Linked DNA regions of Homo sapiens: region 1 is linked to region 2. A link is a loop called in an ENCODE intact Hi-C map of the cell type or tissue named here. Cell type or tissue: GM12878. All regions are shown on one strand. Each heading gives the region's core, and the rest is flanking DNA. Links, peaks and the distances in the headings are about the cores only. Region 1 has its middle 3.3 kb from the start of OR5A2. Region 2 has its middle 72 kb from the start of MPEG1.

Region 1 (5,391 bases), core at 101-5,100, 150 kb before region 2:
TCCCAAAGAACCTAATTCTAAGAGAGAGAAGAGAACAAGAGCCATGCAGTCGATCTTCAGGAGTGGAATCCTAAAGCAGAAGCAGTTGCAATTTTCAATTCTAAAAGCCAGGGTAGCCATGGGAGGCAGTTCAATAAAGACATAGCCAGGAGTTACTCTGGTACCAAGGAGGAGTCACCAGCTGCATTTGTTTATTGTTTTCTTGCCTTCAGCCCTCACAGTTGTAGGTGAAAATATGTTATGTATGTATGTGTATGTGTGTGTGTGTGTGTTGGGGTAACAGAATGGACATGAGAGATGGTAGGCTCGTTGTAATCGTCAAAGATTCTCTCTCCCTCTATACCCTTACATGTGGGAATAATCCTCAAAGTCTTGTCTGTGGTCTGTTTTTCATCTTCTACACATTTTACCTAGGCTCTTTCCTCTTATCTCAGAGTTTAAATTAATAATGCTATGTATAACCACTGTTCTTGCCCACATCAGCTGGAAGACTGAAACATGATCACAATAATAGTTATCAGACAAAGTTTCCAGGGTGTCTTACTACCCCAGATTCCTTTGAATTCCTTCTATACCCACATAGTCCTCAAAATTCCTCCTAGTTCTGGAAGCCATCAGGGAGTGGCTCACATACTCTTTGTATAATAATCTACTATTGTGTTATCTATTGTTTTCCTTCTTTCCTGTTATGGATCAGGATGGTATTTCCTGCAGATAGTCACCATGTCACTAGCTCTGATGCACAACAGTGTCTCATGGCTAAGATGCTGGCATTGAAGACACAGGTATCTGCATTGAGAGCATCATACCCTGATGCTACCCAAACTGCTGGCATTAGTACTACTTGCACGTCAATACTCTTTTCAGTTTCTTTTTTCCAGCATTCTTTTCCCAGTCCCTTTGGGCCAGGACTCAGGAATGTGTCTTTGGGCTGGGCTGAAGGATAATTTAAGTGATAGAAAACTGGTTCTTTCCAGAACCTCCTTTCTCTTCTGAGCTCAGGTCATTGTTCTGAAAGTAGATGAGTACCTTGTGATTCTTTTCTTTTGAGATGCTCCCTTTAAGAGTTCCTGAGGGAAATTCATTTCAATGGATGTTTAGTCAGTGCAATGTTCAAAGCCTTCTTGGAAAATTTATACTCATGATGTTGTCAATTCATATGAGTCCTCAAATACCCTGATAAGTAGAGAAAATTGTGCTTTATTTTTTGCATTAACATTATTTAAAATCTTCACTGCAACTTTCACTATATCAATGATTAAGCATATTTTCATTTGATTTGGAATTAACACTTAAAATTTCCTAATGATTCATTTTTTAGTTTAAGTTTTACCTAGCAATTTAATGAGAGTTTAATATTTTCAAGTGTTTTTCAGGGGCATAAAATTTACATTATTTACAAATAATTAGGGCTATGATAATACTAAGTACATGAATAATAAAAATGACCCTGAAACCTAAGGTAATTGTTTATTAAAAAATACTGTGCCAAGATTGACTAAAAATGAAAGTTTTTGAAAACCATATCCAAATTAGATGACATTTTAATGAAAACATATAGCTAACTGGTATTTAATAAAAACATATAGTTAGCCAGGGACAACAATAATATAGATTCTCATGCTATTTCTAATAAACTAATTATCAGAATATTACAGCTGGAGATGTTTCTTCTGAGACAAATGGGCAATTTAAAAATCAACATGATAACCCCTCATGTTTGAATAGATTATATAATGGTTTTCATATAGATTGTATATTATATGCTCTTCACACAAACATACAATGTTGATATATTTGGTGCACTTTCAGAGATAAAGGAAAAGCTTATGTAAGATCAACTGAGGCATCCAAGACCACACACTGGCAATCGGATGGATTTCAGCCCATGACGTGTGGTCCCCACTACCAATTATTTTTACTTCTGATGCCTACTCTTCTCATTTGCTCTCTTGTTATGTCATTGTATCTCTTTTTAAATATTTAAAAATCTGCTTTAAAAAAATTATACCATGAATGTAAACTTATGACATACCTGTTTTCAGTTACGTCACCCTTATCCAAACATATTTGCTTATTATTGTTATTTACCATTTACATTATGCTTAGTATGTTGCCCCTCTCCCTGATCTAGTTTATTTCTCAGAATTGAACTTCATGATAATATTGAGTTCAGGTGCTTGAGAAGCACATGGTACAGTGCTTGGATCACAGTGAGGATGTAATGTGTTTGAGGATGATCAATCACTATTGCAACTGACCCTACAATTTAGGCATATTTCCACTAGGTGGCAGCAACATTCCATACGGATAAAAACCAATAGGTGCTTGGTTTTGACAGACAATGGTTTAGTAATTAAGTTATCTTAGCAGTAATCATGCTGTTTGAGTTTTTAGAGGTTTTCTATTCTAGCTCTTTGGTTTCAGAATAAAAAAAGTTGAGGTCCAGAGAGGGGTCAAGAGAGATCAACAGCGCAATCTGCCATAGTAGAATGGGAATTATAATTCAGGTCCTATGATGCCTTTGCGCTTTCCCTCTTGTATAAATTGTTAAAGACCTCTAAAACTTTTCAATATACCTTCACTTTGGGTTTGTTAGAGATGTCTTGTGAAAACACTTTGGATCCATATCAGGTTGAAATTTTTCCTAGTCGCTAGTGGAAGAAATGCACCCTGAGATAACTTTTCAAATTCCAATTTGAGAGTTAAGATGTTTTACTACTAAGGATATTTGGATTTTTCTCTGGGTTTTCTTTGAAATGATTCAAGTAAACTCATTAAAATAGCTATGCTAAAATGTTAAGCTAAAATGAAAGTAAATCATATTTCAGGAGATGCTGTCAGAGAACAAACTCTAAGATGCATAGAATCCTAGGGAGATAAATTTTGAGTTGAACATCAAAGCACTTCCAATTCTAAACACTTATAATTCGATATGGAGTTTATTTGCCTTTATGTGCTATTTGCTTTCATACTTTTTTATTGTGGTAAAAAGCATATGACATTAAGTTTACCATCTTTATTAGTTGGGGTTCTCTAGAGAGACAGAACCAGGAGGATGTATGAATAGATAGACAGATAGATGAATAGATGGACAGATATTAACAGATGGGTAGGTGAGAGTGGGTTTATCAGGAGAACTGGCTCATGAGATTATGGAGGCTGAGAAGTCCCATAATGTGACATCTGCAAGCTCAACAATCACAGAATCCTGACTTCCTGAGCATGGTTCAGTCTAAGTCCAAAGGCCTCCAAACCAAGAAAGCCAACGGTGTAACTCTCAACATGAGGCCAAGCACCTGATAAATTAAGGGGCTACTAATGCAAATCCCAGACTCCAAAGGAGACCCTGGAGATGTGATGTCAAAGGAAGAGAGAAAGATATCTCAACTTCAGAGGAGAGAGGGGGAATTTACTTTTCCACTGCTTTTTTGTTCTTTCCAGGCCCTCAACTGATTGGAGGGTGCCCATCAACATTGAGTGAGGGTGGATCTTCCTTACTCAGTCCACTGGTTCAAAACATCCTCTGTCTTACAGACATACCCAGAAATAGTGCTTTACCAGCTATCTGGATATCTCTTAATCCAGTCCGGTTGACACCTAAAATTCACCATCACATCATCTTAATTATTTTTAAGTGTAAACGAGTAATATTAAATATATTCATATTGTCCCGTAACATATTTCCTTTGCTACTTTCTGATGTTCACTGAAACTTCTGCTATTTTGATCAAATTTGATTTTTTAAAGTAAGGGCATGAAGAGTTTATGGTTTTATCCAGATGGATTTAATAGGATGACTTTCTTCCTCATTCTCAGATTTCTTATAGACTAGGTTAATAAATACATTCTGAGTCCTCATTCTGCATTTTTCTGTCCAATGCAGACATTGTTAATTTATAATTTGTTCTTTTTTTATTTCAATAGCTTTAGGGGTACAAGTGGTTTTTGATTACATGGATGAATTCTATTAGTGATGAATTCTGAGATTTTAGCGTACCTGTCACTCAAACAGTGCACACTATACCCAATATGTAGTCTTTTATTCCTCATCCCACTTCCACCCTTCCCCCTGAGGCCCCAAAGTCCATATCACTCTGTATGTCTCTGTGTTCTCACAGCTTTGCTCCTACTTATAAGTGAGAACATACAGTATTTGGTTTTCCATTCCTGAGTTACTTCATGTAGAATAATGGCCTCCAGCTCCATCCAAACTGGTGCAAAAGAAATTATTGCTCTTTATTCTTAAGATTCTCAATCTTACTTTGTAGATAGTCATTATCACTATAATCAGAGTTGCCATGACAGATGAAATCTATCACTACCCTATCTTATCAGCCTTTTCTTTTTCTTTTTCTTTTTTTTTTTGAGACGGAGTCTCTCTCTGTCGTCCAGGCTGGAGTGCAGTGGCGCGATCTCGGCTCACTGCAAGCTCTGCCTCCCGGGTTCATGCCATTCTCCTGCCTCAGCCTCCTGAGTAGCTGGGACTACAGGTGCCCGCCACCACGCCTGGCTAATTTTTTTTTTGTTTGTATTTTTAGTAGAGACGGGGTTTCACCGTGTTAACTAGGATAGTCTCAATTTCCTGACCTCGTGATCTGCCCGCCTCGGCCTCCCAAAGTGCTGGGATTACAGGCATGAGCCACCGCGCCCGGCCCTTATCAGCCTTTTCTAATCCTAGAAAAATGTATCCTTCATAACTGTGAGATCTACCTTTTAAATTTCCCAGATCTTAACTCAGTATCAAACTCTTTCATAGTTAGTTGGGGTTTACTCTTTCAGCATCAGAATTTCCTAGGACAGTTTATCTTCAAACTTAGATAAGAATGTTTCTTTTGAGGATGGACTTCCTTGCCTTTTCATGTTCACAGTTGATTCTTGAAGACATTTACCTCCGTTTCTGTCAACAGTCTTAGTTGCTAAATTTCTTCCCTAAATTAAGCCTGTTACCTTGTAAGTCAAGAGTCTCAGTAATTATACCCCTTTATATAGAAGACATTTCTCTCATTTAATTTTTTTTCTTTTGAGACTGAGGATTGCTGACTTAGTCTCCATGAAATAGATGAATTCATTTTTTATAAACTTTATTTCTGAAGAAAACATTTAAAAAAACAGGAAATCAATGTTTTGAAACATCAGACTTTCAGGGCTGGAGGAATTCTTGGAGAGTGAGCCCAATTCACTCAGGCTGGAGGGGTTAATTGACTTGCCCACAGTGACTCATCCAGGTAGTGGCATTGCTGGTAGTAGCACCCAAAATATTAAAAAGAGAAAAGAAGAGCCCCATCAAGCCCTTCATCCCATCCAGCCTCATTAAAAAAAATAAAGAGAAAAGAAATCTTTTCATCGTGATGCAAATAAGTCACAATAAAAAGATAGAAAGGAAAGACA
Region 2 (5,391 bases), core at 254-5,253:
GTCTGTCAGGAGGGGCTACGGCTGGTATCGTAGTGGGAGCCACCACCATTCTGGCTGTTGTCATCACCCTGGCCATCTGTGGCACCCGGAAATTCAAGAAGAGGGGATACTTGGCATTTTGGAAGAGGCAGAGTTTGGTTCCAGGCACTGCAGCAACTGGAGACAATCCTGACGAAGAGCAGGGGCAGAGTCCAGCTTAAATCTCTCCCTGAAAAGGGTTTCTCTCATCTCCAAACAGCATGGTCATTTCTGATTACTTCTATTTTCCTAAGTGTTGAAATGGCAAGTGCAACCAAATCACACAGAAATTTGTGACTTCTTGTTTAGGTCTCTGGGCCAGGCAATTCATATTGCTACATGGACAAGGGTGGGGTTGGGGAGAGGGAACAGTTGGGACTCTTGAAGCAAAAGCCATCCTGGGACTAAAATAAGAAGCAGGTGTCCTTTCCCAATGTATCACTTTCTTCACCTGAATGCATTTGTGTAAAAACAGAGAAGGGGGAATGTTAACATTTGGATTTGGAAACTATGCATTTACTCTGAAGTCTGCAGTGGTTTCCAACGTGTGTGCTGTAAGAATTTCTGCTTAAATGCATCTCTCTCTCCTCTCCCACACCCCCTTTAAAGTTGTCTGGATTTCATGCTTCTAGAGCCTGGCAAAACCCTGAAAAGACACAAGTCCTGCTTGGCCACTGTTTTTTAACTTTTAGGGCTCCCTGTTGACAGACTGTGTTATCTCCTCCATGTCATCTAAACAGCATCTGAAAAGAAAGATGTTGCCTGCACCAATTCCACTTTTTTCTAGCTTCCCCATGAAGTCTTCCTTAGACCAGACCACTCTTGGACTTCTGACTAGTGTCATGAAGTCCTCCAAAAATATTTTAACATACAAGCTTCTATTAGTAGGTCAATGGGGAAGGGACAGTTTGTAGACAAGGAGTAAGGAAAGACAGATAAAAACTGAAAAAGATTCTCATGCTCAGGAGAAACTGAAATTCTTACCCACAACCAACTACCTGATTCCGTCCTGTTAGCTCATCACAAATGGGGCATTGAAAGGAGCTGTAGATTTGGATAGACCAAATTTTATGGTTTTATGTTCTATGTTACCAAAGTACAACCCCTTCCTCTTCCAAGGATGGTCCTTACCCTTCCCGTCTTCCTGCTATATGCACACACACACACACACACACACACGCACATGCCACATTTCAATAAGTTTGCATTGTTCTGGGTGTGAAAAAGGCAAGAAGTTAAAGTAAGCCCACATCTAAGTATTATTTCTTCCCTAAGACCAAAACAGAGTAGGTAACACCAATTATGGACCCTACTTTTTTTCCCCACAGAAAGGGAGCTGACACGATCAAATCCATGTTTTCAAATGAACTGAAAAAGGCATCCAGCACCATTTGTAACACATTTATTTCAGTTCCAGGCTGAGAGCCCTGGGGCAGTTAGCAGGACACATGATTGTCAGCTGGCAACAGTTGGGGCTTTACTCAATTTTAATACCAATCTCATCTGATTGTAATTACTCCACCACTGTCATGTTCCTCCACAAAATGTTTTTTAAAGGATACATTTATTCACTGAATCAAATATCATTACTGATTTATCTTCTATGAAGGATGACTGTTCTCTTTGTTAATGTTCACAATCAAGATCTTGGGCTGAAAAGATCATCCAAGGAGTCTGAAGTATCACAGCGTGTGGGAAGGTGGGAACCAGGATACCCATTCATTTCCAACTGAGATACAGAGAAGTGAGTCACAGAATTTGAGCCCTGCTCTCCTGACTGCCCAGCCAAGGACACTGATTTCTATAGCCCCTTTACTTAACTCTGCCTCTTAAGCATTAAAACGTTCTTCTAAACCTCTGAGTGTTTTGTGGGTTCTGAGTGTTTTGTACGTTTTAGCCAAGTTAACCACTTGTCTGCAAATACTGACTTTCCTATGAATTCTTTGAAGATTATTGAGTCAGAAAGGAAAAATACAGCCCCAAATTCCCAGACTTTTAATGCATTAACTGCCTATTGAAATGAGAAGTTCTTCACAAACTTATATTCCCACTAACAAGATCGCACATAAATATGCATTAAAGTATGTACTAAGAAACCCTCTGTCCAACGGCTCATGCATATGAAGTCCGAACATGGGAGTTTGCCAGTTGCATTCATCAAGTCGTTTTGCGGAGTCAGATCCCTGATGGAAGAGCTCACAGGCTCTGCCTTCCAAGTCCTGGGTCCCTAACTGGTAACCTTAGGCTAGGGTCTGTGGGGAGACCAACCCTGGCTTCCAAGAAAACCACATTCCATGGACTATCAGAAATAGACACAGATTTGGGTGACAAAGGAGGCTCTGCATTTACATTTTATTTTTGTGTTCTTGTCAGTTTTGAGATGATTAACATTAAACATTTATTTGAGAAACAACAGGCAGAAGCAACAATTCAAACATACTTCATATTGTAGTCAGGCGAAGGAACCTTTAAAAATGAACATTCACAATTTTAACGATGGTTTTTCTCCCACATGTTCACTTACTTATTTTCCCAGCCATATTGTCTGTTCCGTTAGGTGAAGAGTCTAACCAGGTCAAATGTGTGGGTGAGAACAATGTGGAAGATATATTTTTTAAGTGGGTGCTGAAGGGACTTTTCCCGCATCCAGTGGTAGGGCTTGTGGTTGCCCTCAGGAAGACAACCCAAATCCCTCACAGAATAGGTGCACTAATCTACAAAAGGCGGAAGGTTAACAACAGCAACAATTTTGTGGTTGTTCATTTGCCATTTATTGTTCTGCACAGACACCTCATGAACACCAGGTGGCGATGTCCTCTCTCAGAGCAACACCAAAGACTTCAAAACACTCCAGTTACAAACCGAACAATTCACATTAGGACATTCACCTGCCTCTCCCAGAACCCCCAATCTAATGCCGGGGACCACAGAGAAGGAAAGGGGTCAGGGGTTCTTTCTTGTACCACATGCGCATTCCCCCAATTCTCTCATGCATACAATAGTGCATCACCAAGACGAGTACTTTTGACCAAGTATAAAACCACACAGACAACCAAATTTAACAAAAAGCGGAAGAGAATGAAAACACAAAGGCACCCACAGCCACGTATACACAATTAACCTTTTAGGGGATGGGCACCTGACGAGGTTTGTCTCCACTTACATTTGCCATCCCTGGAGACTCTGGAAGGGAGAAACTAGGCTGCTGGTGCTAAGACCATGAAAGGGAAGGCATGGAATCCCCTACTTGGGCCAGGAGAGCACAGCAGGGCTTCTGGTGGGAAAACACCCTGTGTCAAGGTAGTAGATGCACAGGGCTCAGCTGGCAGGGTTCTCACTGAAATCTAGACTGCACCTTTCCAGGTTGGCACAAGAGAAAGGGCAGAGGAATGCTCCCCGCCTTGCTGGGCGTAGTGTTAGAAAGGAAATTCAAGATCCCTACTGCCCAGAAAGCCACACAAGAACAGCACGAGGAGGAGGAAATCTCACTGGACATCTGCAGAGAGGACAAGAAATGGGGCACCCACACAATCAAAACCCCAGGGGAAAAGGCTTGAAGGTATGAAAACGACCTCTCCAAGTGGTATTGCCACAGGCACAGCGGCTCCCTTTCCATCTTGAGTCCTCTTCCTTCTGCTCCTGGCCACCCCTTTCCCCACCTATACTTTCTTCTCCCTGACGTGGGGAAATTGATCTCTCCCCAGTGCCTAATTCCATTGTGAAAGTCCGTCTTCTTTTCTTCCCCACCTCCTACTGCCTCACTGTGTCTTTCTCCCCAAGAACCCTCAGCCTATTTCTTCACCCCTCTGTGGCCATCTTTCTGTGGCCTAGAAGTCCAGCAGATACTTGACCAGGTTGCTAAAGGCAGAGATGGCATGAGACTCTCCAAATTATATCTGGTAACCTGGCAATGGGCATCGGTGTGACATTAAATATCGCAGGGATGGCTCTTTTATTTAACTCAGGTGTTTCCTTGCTGAGTGTGGGAGGAAATTGCCCTGTGGTTCAGTAAGCTCGAGACCATTATCACTCTGGAGGTACTTAGGCAGTCCAAAGCAAATAATTATCTCATTGATTAGTACTTTTATTACCTCAGAGGCTTTCTCTGTCTGGCATGGGAATACTTCTACCCACTTACTGAAGGTATCCACCCATACGAAGAGATGCTGGATGTCCCTTATCCTTGGAATATGGGTGAAATCCATCTGCCAGTCTTTCCTTGGAATAGAATAGCATCCTATTCTTTGTGTTCTGGGGGAAGAATCTGTTAGTTGGAGTTATTTTTAAGGCAAGCCTCATAAACATTAAGTATCTGTTTGATCGTTTTAAATAAATTTTTACCTATTGCCATCCTCTGATTGTCACCATCCTGAGAGCTGAAAGCTCTTTCCCTGAGAGGTGGTCCATTATGTCTCCACAGGAGAATATTGAGGGTTTTTCTTTTATGGAGCCCTTCCAGATCAGGGGGACCTCAAGTGGATCAGAAATACGGGGCACTCTTGCTGCCAATTTAGCTTGGTCTGCCAACTTACTTCGCTCAGCTATTTTATCTGTCCCCTTTTGGTGGCCTTTACAATGTATTACTGCCACTTCCCATGGAAAGAAGATTGAGAATAGTAGCCTGTCAATTTCCTGATGGTGTTTAATGGGAGACCCATTGGCTGTGAGGAAGCATCTCTCTTTACAGATAGTGCTAAGGGCATGGAGAACTAAGAAAGCATACTTAGTATAAATATTAATTGCTGTATTAGAGTTCTCTAGAGGGACAGAACTAATAAGATATATATATCATATATAAGATATATATGATACGTATCATATATATAAGATATATATTATATGATACGTATCATATATATAAGATATATATAAAATATATATATGATATATATATAAAATATATATATGATATATATATATATATATATATATGATTTTCTTATTAACTCGCATGATCACAAGGTCCCACAATAGGCCATCTGCAAGCTGAGGGGCAAGGAAGCCAGCCTGAGTCCCAAAACTGAAGAACTTGGAGTCCAGTGTTTGAGAGCAGGAAGCATCCAGCATGGGATAAAGATGTAGGCTGCGAGGCTAGGCCAGCCTAATCTCTTCACGTTTAGCAGGGCTGGCAGTTGATTAGATGCTGCCCACCCATATTAAGGGTGGGTCTGCCTTTCCCACCCCACTGACTCAAAATGTTAATCTCCTTTGACAACACCCTCACAGGCACCCACAGGATGAATACTTTGGATCTTTCAATCCAGTCAAGTCGACACTCAGTATTAACCATCACAAGTCCACCACTTGTCAACTTGAACCCATACACATCTCCTAAGATCATACATAATCTTCAAAAAGGACAATAATAAAGTC

What was found. A loop is a pair of places that touch in the nucleus more often than their neighbours do. Peaks named below come from ENCODE experiments on the same cell type or tissue, not always from the same donor. Only the 100,000 strongest peaks of a DNase experiment are listed, where the experiment ranks them.
Region 1: it touches region 2 in a loop (4-fold over the local background); 20 of 110 quality-filtered maps call a loop at or near these places.

The regions. Positions count from the first base shown.
Region 1 is chr11:59,427,013-59,432,403 of GRCh38, reverse strand. No RefSeq gene overlaps it. Among named protein-coding and RNA genes, the nearest start is that of OR5A2, 3.3 kb to the right of the region's middle. In GM12878, for the core only: a CTCF peak has its summit at 2,286 (motif pointing right); a DNase peak (open chromatin) is centred at 2,283.
Region 2 is chr11:59,282,148-59,287,538 of GRCh38, reverse strand. It overlaps the pseudogene LOC643709. Among named protein-coding and RNA genes, the nearest start is that of MPEG1, 72 kb to the right of the region's middle. In GM12878, for the core only: a CTCF peak has its summit at 2,824 (motif pointing right); DNase peaks (open chromatin) are centred at 2,948 and 3,336; H3K4me3 peaks cover 1,718 bases; H3K27ac peaks cover 1,633 bases.